Regions from separate parts of the Homo sapiens genome. Here region 1 is linked to region 2. A link is a contact called in ENCODE Hi-C data. All regions are on one chromosome and are shown on one strand. The core of a region is the stretch at or near the end of the contact, and the rest is flanking DNA. Distances in the headings are between cores, read along the strand shown. Region 1 overlaps LOC124904219 (a long non-coding RNA gene). Region 2 overlaps EVI5 (ecotropic viral integration site 5).

Region 1 (3,254 bases), core at 521-3,020, 440 kb after region 2:
ACTTGTTCAAATCATGTTTTAGTGAATATTCTTTTGTGTATCCCCTTAAACTCTAGAGTGCAGTTTCTTAGAAATAAAATTGTTGGTCAAAAGATACATGCATTTTAAATTGTGGTAGTTATAGGTAGACTATCCCTTATGTGAAATACTTGGTAATAGAAGTGTTTCAGATTTTGGATTGTTTAGTATTTGCATGTATTTATCAACTGAACATCCCTAATCTGAAAATCCAAAATCTGAAGTGCTCCAATCAACATTTCCTTTGAGAATGACCTGTAAGCTTCATGTCAATGCGCAAAAACATTTCAGATTTTGGAGCATTTTAGATTTCAGATTTTTAGATTATGGAAGCTCAACCTATATTAGAAAATTTTTCTCTACAAACATGGTACCAATTTTTATTCTCGCAATAGTATATTACAATATATGTATCCTCCTTTTGTTTTTTGTTTTTGTTTTTGTTTTGAGTCGAGGCCTTACTCTATCACCCAGGCTGGAATGCAGTGGCCCTATCACAACTCACTGCAGCCTCAACCTACTGGGCTCAAGTGATCTTCCTGCCTTAGCCCTTCGGGCAACTGGGACTACAGGCATGTGTCACCACTCCTGGCTGTTTTATATTTTTTTGTAGAGATGGGGTTTCACCATGTTGCCCAGGCTAGTCTCGAACTCCCGGGCTCAAGCTATCTGCCCACCTTGGCCTCGCTAAGTGCCAGGATAACAGGCGTGAACCACCACACCCAGCCAGCCTCCTTTTGTTTTAATAATTATTTTCCTAATTAGAACTCAGAGTGTGAATCTTTTTTATATGTGCACTATTTATTATTTCTTCTCATGTGATTTGCTGTGAATGTAGTGTTAATTCTTTAGTTAAATTGGCCCTGTAAGATGCTGCTCAAGGACCAAAACTAGCCCCTAAGTTTTCTCTTTTATTGACAACTGGGGACATATTAGGCACAGGCATGCTTTGTTTTATTGCACTTTGCAGATACTGTGATTTTTACAAGTTGAAGGTTTGTGGCAACTCTGTGTTGAGCAAGTCTGCCAGCACAATGCTTCTAACAGCATGTGCTCACTTTGTGTCTCTGTCACATTTTGGTAATTCAGGCAATATTTCAAGCTTTTTCATTATTATTATATCTGTTACGGTGACCAGTGATCTTTTACAGTGCTATTGTTATTGTTTTGGGACACCATGAACCGTACCCATATAAGACAGAGACCTTCATCCAAAAATGTTATGTGTGGTCTGACTGTTCCACTGACTGGCCACTCCCCTGTCTGTCTCTCTCTCTTAGGGCCTCTCTATTCCCTGAGGCACAACAATATTGGAATTAGGTGAATTAATAACTCTAGAATGACCTATAAGTGTTCAAGTGAAAGGAAGAGTCACAGGTCTTTCACTTTAAATCAAAAGCTAGAAATGATTAAGCTTAGTGAGGAAGTAATGTCAAAGGCTGAGATAGGCTGTAAGCTCGGCCTCTTGCACAAACAGTTAGCCAAGTTGTAAACGCAAAGGAAAAGTTCTTGAAGGAAGTTAAAAGTGCTACTCCAGTGAACACATGAATGGTAAGAAAGTAGAACAGTCTTATTGCTGATATGGAGAAAACTCTAGTGATCTGGATGGAAGATTAAATCAGCTAAAGCCTAATCCAGAGCAAGGTTCTAACTCTCTTCCATTCTATGAAGGGTGAGAGAGATGAGAAAGCTCCAGAAGAAAAGTTAACAGAGGTTAGTTCATGAGGTTTGTGAGGTTTAAAGATGCCACCTCCATCATGTAAAAGCACAAGGTGGAGCCGTAACCACTGACGTAGAAGCTGAGCAAGTTATCTAGAAGATCTAGCAAAGATCTAAGACTACACTAAACAACAGATTTTCTTTTCTTTTCTTTTTTTTTGAGACGGAGTTTCACTCTTGTTGCCCAGGCTGGAGTGCAGTGGCGCAATCTCAGTTCACTCCAACCTCCACCTCCCAGGTTCAAGTGATCCTTTCACCTTAGCCTCCTGAGTAGCTGGAATTACAGGCTTGAGCCACCACACCCAGCTAATTTTTGTATTTTTCATAGAGACAGGGTTTCGCCATGTTGCCCAGGCAGGTCTTGAACTCCGGGCCTCAAGTGATCCGCCCACCTCAGTCTCCCAAAGTGCTGGGATTAGCGGCATGACCCACGGTGCCCAGCCCAAATTTTCTTTTCTCTTCTTTCTTTCTTTTTTCTTTTTCTTTTCTTTTCTTTTCTTTCTTTCTTTTTTTTTTTTTTTTTTTGAGACAGAGTCTCCCTCTCTCGCCCAGGCTGGAGTACAGTGGTGCAATTATGGCTTACGGCAGCCTCAACTTCCTGGGCTCAGGTGATCCTCCCATCTCAGCCTCATAAGTAACCGGGATTATAGGCCCGTGCCATTATGCTTGGCTAATTTTTGCATTTTTTTGTAGAGACAGGGTTTCGCCATGTTGCCCAGGCTGGTCTTAAACAACTGGACTCGAGCAATCTGTCGGCCTTGGCCTCCCAAAGTTCTGAGATTACAGGCGTGAACCACCACGGCTGGCCAACAACAGATTATCAGGGTAGGCAGAACAGTCTTACATTGGGAAAGATGTCACCTAGGACTTTAATAGATAGAGAGAAGTCAATGCCTGACTTCAAATCTTCAAAAAACAGGCTGACTGTCTTGTTAGGGGCTAATGCAGCTGGTGACTTTAAGTTGAAGCCAATGCTTATCTACCAGCCTGAAAATTCTAGGGCAATTAAGAATTATGCCAAATCTACTCTATCTGTGCCCTGTAAATGGAACAACAAAACCTGGATGACAGCACATACGATTACAACCTAGTTTACTAAATATTTTAAGCCCACTGTTGAGACCTACTGCTAAGAAAAAAATATTATTTTAAAAATATTACTGCTCTTGACAATGCACCTGGTCTCCCAAGACTTCTGATGAAGATGTACAAGGAGATGAATGTTTTCATGCCTGCTTACAACATTCATTCTGCAGCCCATGGATCAAGAAGTAACTTGGGGCCGGGTGCAGTGGCTCACTCCTGTAATCCCAGCACTTTGGAAAGCCAAGGCAGGCAGATTACTTGAGCCCGGGAGCTCAAGACCAGCCTGGGCAACATGGCAAAAAGCTATCTCTACAAAAAATACAAAAATTAGCCAGAAGTGGTGGTGTGCACCTGTAGTCCCAGCTGCCAGGGAGGCTGAGGATCACCTGAGCCTGGGAGGTCAAGGCTGAGCTGAGATCATACCACTGCAC
Region 2 (3,316 bases), core at 417-2,916:
TTCCACGCAAGTTATCATTGAAATTCTACAGCAGGGATAACCTGTAAAGATGAATATTCTGAAGCCCCAAAGGACTTCATCATCATTAAGGATACATAAGTATTTTTAAATTTTTCATTAGTCTACTTTATTGGCTAAACCAGTAGATATTAAGACAGAAATTTCTTTTGTGAAATAGAGAAGTGTCATGGTTTTAGAGTTTTGTAGTCTTTAAATGTAGGTTCTTTATAAGTGATAAAGAAATCTGTGCCGAGAAAATATGATCACCTGGGCAAGTGTCTGTGTGGCTAGAGGAGACAATGTGCTGTGTGTCTGCTTTCTTTTAGCACATCATAGGACACTGGTAACTTAAAAAATTACAGTTGATTTTTTTTTACACTTGGTTTTAAAGAGACGTAACAAGTTATCCTTCAATTTTAACATTGGGGTAATGGAATTAATAATACAATCTTATAATTATATAATGCTTTACAGTTAAAAGTGCTTTCATGCATATTATTTCAACTTAAAAAAAATTTCCCCTGTGTGTGACTGGAGGTTGCACTGTGCAGACAACTACCACTTTCTGAGATTCAAAAGAATAAGAGGAAGGGCTGCATTGGGTATTTTGAAAGACAATCAATCCACAACAAAGTGGAAAAAAGTCATCCACACACCAAAAAAAACCCCTAACCAAATGAACTTTGATCACTACTAGACAGGGTTTAAACCATTGAAGTGAATCATGTGACACCAAGTGAACTGCAAAACAGTTGCAGTAAGTTTCCAAGACTGAGTCATATCAGATTATAAAAGCTCCTATTCGTACATTTGAGTTTGTATAATTAATCTTTATAAAACAAAGAGCTATAGCTTTTTGAGCTAAATGTAGCATTTCTGTAAGTGATATGTAATATATACAATTTTAAATAACAATGTATTTTACTTTTCATGGAAAGATCTAATAATCACATAGTTTGTATTTCTAAGTTCTAGAGGCTTTACTTTTTTTTCCATCCTCAGAGTTTGGTCAGTAATTTTGTTGGATTCCTTATAGAATACCTTTAATAGTTTTCTGTTTTCAAAATCTAAAATAAATGTAATGGGAGATGATATGCAAAATTTATTCTCAATTATCAGCTTCTTTAAACACTGAATTGTAAACATGACAAAGGTTAGACTAGTAATAACCACACAAACAAAATGATTTCCAGAGAATCAGAACAGGAAATCAGTAAAAGTGATCGACTGGAGGTCATGATTTCTTCATTACTTTATTACACAGACAAGAGCCAAAATTCTAATCTACAGTACTTAAAAAAAAAAAACTAAAAAAAATTCAAGAATTTTATTGAAATAATACTAGGTACATAATGCTGAAAATGTTTTTGGTTTTAAGCTAAGTAAATCATAAAAAATATAAAATTTAGAATGAAAAAATTGTAGATTTCATGTAAAACTGTATATAATGCAATAGTTAAAGCTGACGTTTTTAGAAGGAAAAAACATGCACCCACATTAATAAGTAAAAAAGGTAGAAAGGAAAGGAAAGTTTGGAATAGAAGAAACTTACAACTGCACACTTTTTACCTGAGAAGAAGAGAGGGGGAGTCATTTACAGAGAATTCTTAGTCTTTCTACAGTGCATACTTAGATGTATTCAGTATTGTGGGCAAACAAAATGAAACTGCCACTGAATGTCTTCTTCCTGGCAGCTGACACATCTTGATAAAATTGAAACCATTAACATTATTTAGAAGGTACTCTAAGGTCAACGCTGATGAGGCTACGAATATGTGAGGTTCTATGTAAATTTATGACCAATTACAGGAAATAAATCACTTCACACTTGTTTCACTCTGAACTTTTAAAGCTACATCAAAGTACCATGTAGATTTCCTTTGATTTAACCTTCAGCAAAATGAAGCATTTAAAAATTCAAACCTTTAGCAAAACACCCTCATGAAAATGAAGTACTTCTTTTCTATTTGGATTGGATTCTGTTCAGAGGAAATTCTTGTTCTCTAAAGCTATATCATGTGTTTTTTCAGTCCATCAATCAATTAACCAAATATGCACCTAGTGTTTAGGTGACAAGTGTTGTGATGCTGGAAAGGCAAAGACAAATGACAAGGCTCCTGCCCTCAGTTAAAAATCTGAAGGGCAAGACAAAAAAACTAAACAGCTGATTCCAAGGTGGCACACTGTTAAGTAAACCCACAGGAGAAGCAATACACTGGCTAGAAGGGAGAATTCTTAGGGAAGGAGGAAGATGATGATGTTCGAGTTGGGTCTGTAAGGATGAGCAGAGGTGGAGGGAGGAGAAATCAGGCACAGGTGGCATGGGGAAAAGCCTAAGGCCAGAGAATGTATTATGTGTTAGGAAACTGCAAGTGGTTTGGTGTGGCTGGATATAGGTCTCAAAATGAGAGGTGAGAGATGAAACTTGAAAGAAAGCTGGGGCTAAACTATGAAGAATCTTATGCCATGTTAAAGAATTAGAACTTATCACGAAGGTTATGGGTGAGTCACTGAGGCAGTGGAGTAGTGTCATTAGATTTTATCTAATCCTTTATAATATCACACTGTGACTACATAAGTATTTTGTGGTATAGCTGGAACAATAAGAGCACTTATTTAGCCCTTACTATGTCCCAGGCTCTGTTTTAAGTGCTTTTCCAGCATTAATTTACTTAATTCCCCCAATATCTCCCACAAGATAATTGAGGGATGGAGGAAAACTTTTTTTTAGGTGTCAAATCACTCAAGAAATCTGAAAAAATCTTGAACCCGGCCGGGCGCAGTGGCTCACGCCTATAATCCCAACACTTTGGGAGGCCGAGGCGGGCGGATCACGAGGTCAGGAGATGGAGACCATCCTGGCTAACACTGGTGAAACCCCGTCTCTACTAAAAATATAAAAAATTAGCCGGGTGTAGTGGCGGGCGCCTGTAGTCCCAGCTACTTGGGAGGGTGAGGCTGGAGGATGGCGGGAACCCGGGAGGCGGAACTAGTAGTGAGACGAGATCATGCCACTGTGCTGCAGCCTGGGCGACAGAGCTAGACTCCATCTCAAAAAAAAAAAAAAAAAAAAAAAATCTTGAACCCATTCTCCCAAAGATCCGCCTATGTTTATACATAAAATATTTGTAAATACTTTAATAGACCCCATCCATGGGCCCCAGGTTAGGAAACTGTCCAGAAGAGAAAGACTATGAATTTTTAAAATGACCTTGAGATATAACTTGCCTTCCATACAATTTACCCATTTAGAGTGTACAATTTGATGGCTTTTAGTATATGCATAGAGTTGTGCAACCATCACCACAACCAATCC

What was found. A loop is a pair of places that touch in the nucleus more often than their neighbours do. Pooled maps may share reads with other maps.
Region 1: a loop to region 2 is called in a pooled map, with 5 times the contacts of the local background. The contact joins two enhancer-like sites. A Hi-C loop is called at or near these places in 6 of 37 single-sample maps with no recorded cell type and 11 of 50 pooled maps.

What each region holds. Positions count from the first base shown.
Region 1 is chr1:92,979,646-92,982,899 of GRCh38, forward strand. All of the region lies in intron 1 of LOC124904219 (a long non-coding RNA gene), which reads left to right. Among named protein-coding and RNA genes, the nearest start is that of DIPK1A, 20 kb to the left of the region's middle. Within about 2 kb of position 1,771, at least 5 of the 41 ENCODE cell types and tissues checked have a DNase peak (open chromatin) inside an H3K27ac peak, as active enhancers do.
Region 2 is chr1:92,536,490-92,539,805 of GRCh38, forward strand. All of the region lies in intron 19 of EVI5 (ecotropic viral integration site 5), which reads right to left. Among named protein-coding and RNA genes, the nearest start is that of GFI1, 51 kb to the left of the region's middle. Within about 2 kb of position 1,667, at least 5 of the 41 ENCODE cell types and tissues checked have a DNase peak (open chromatin) inside an H3K27ac peak, as active enhancers do.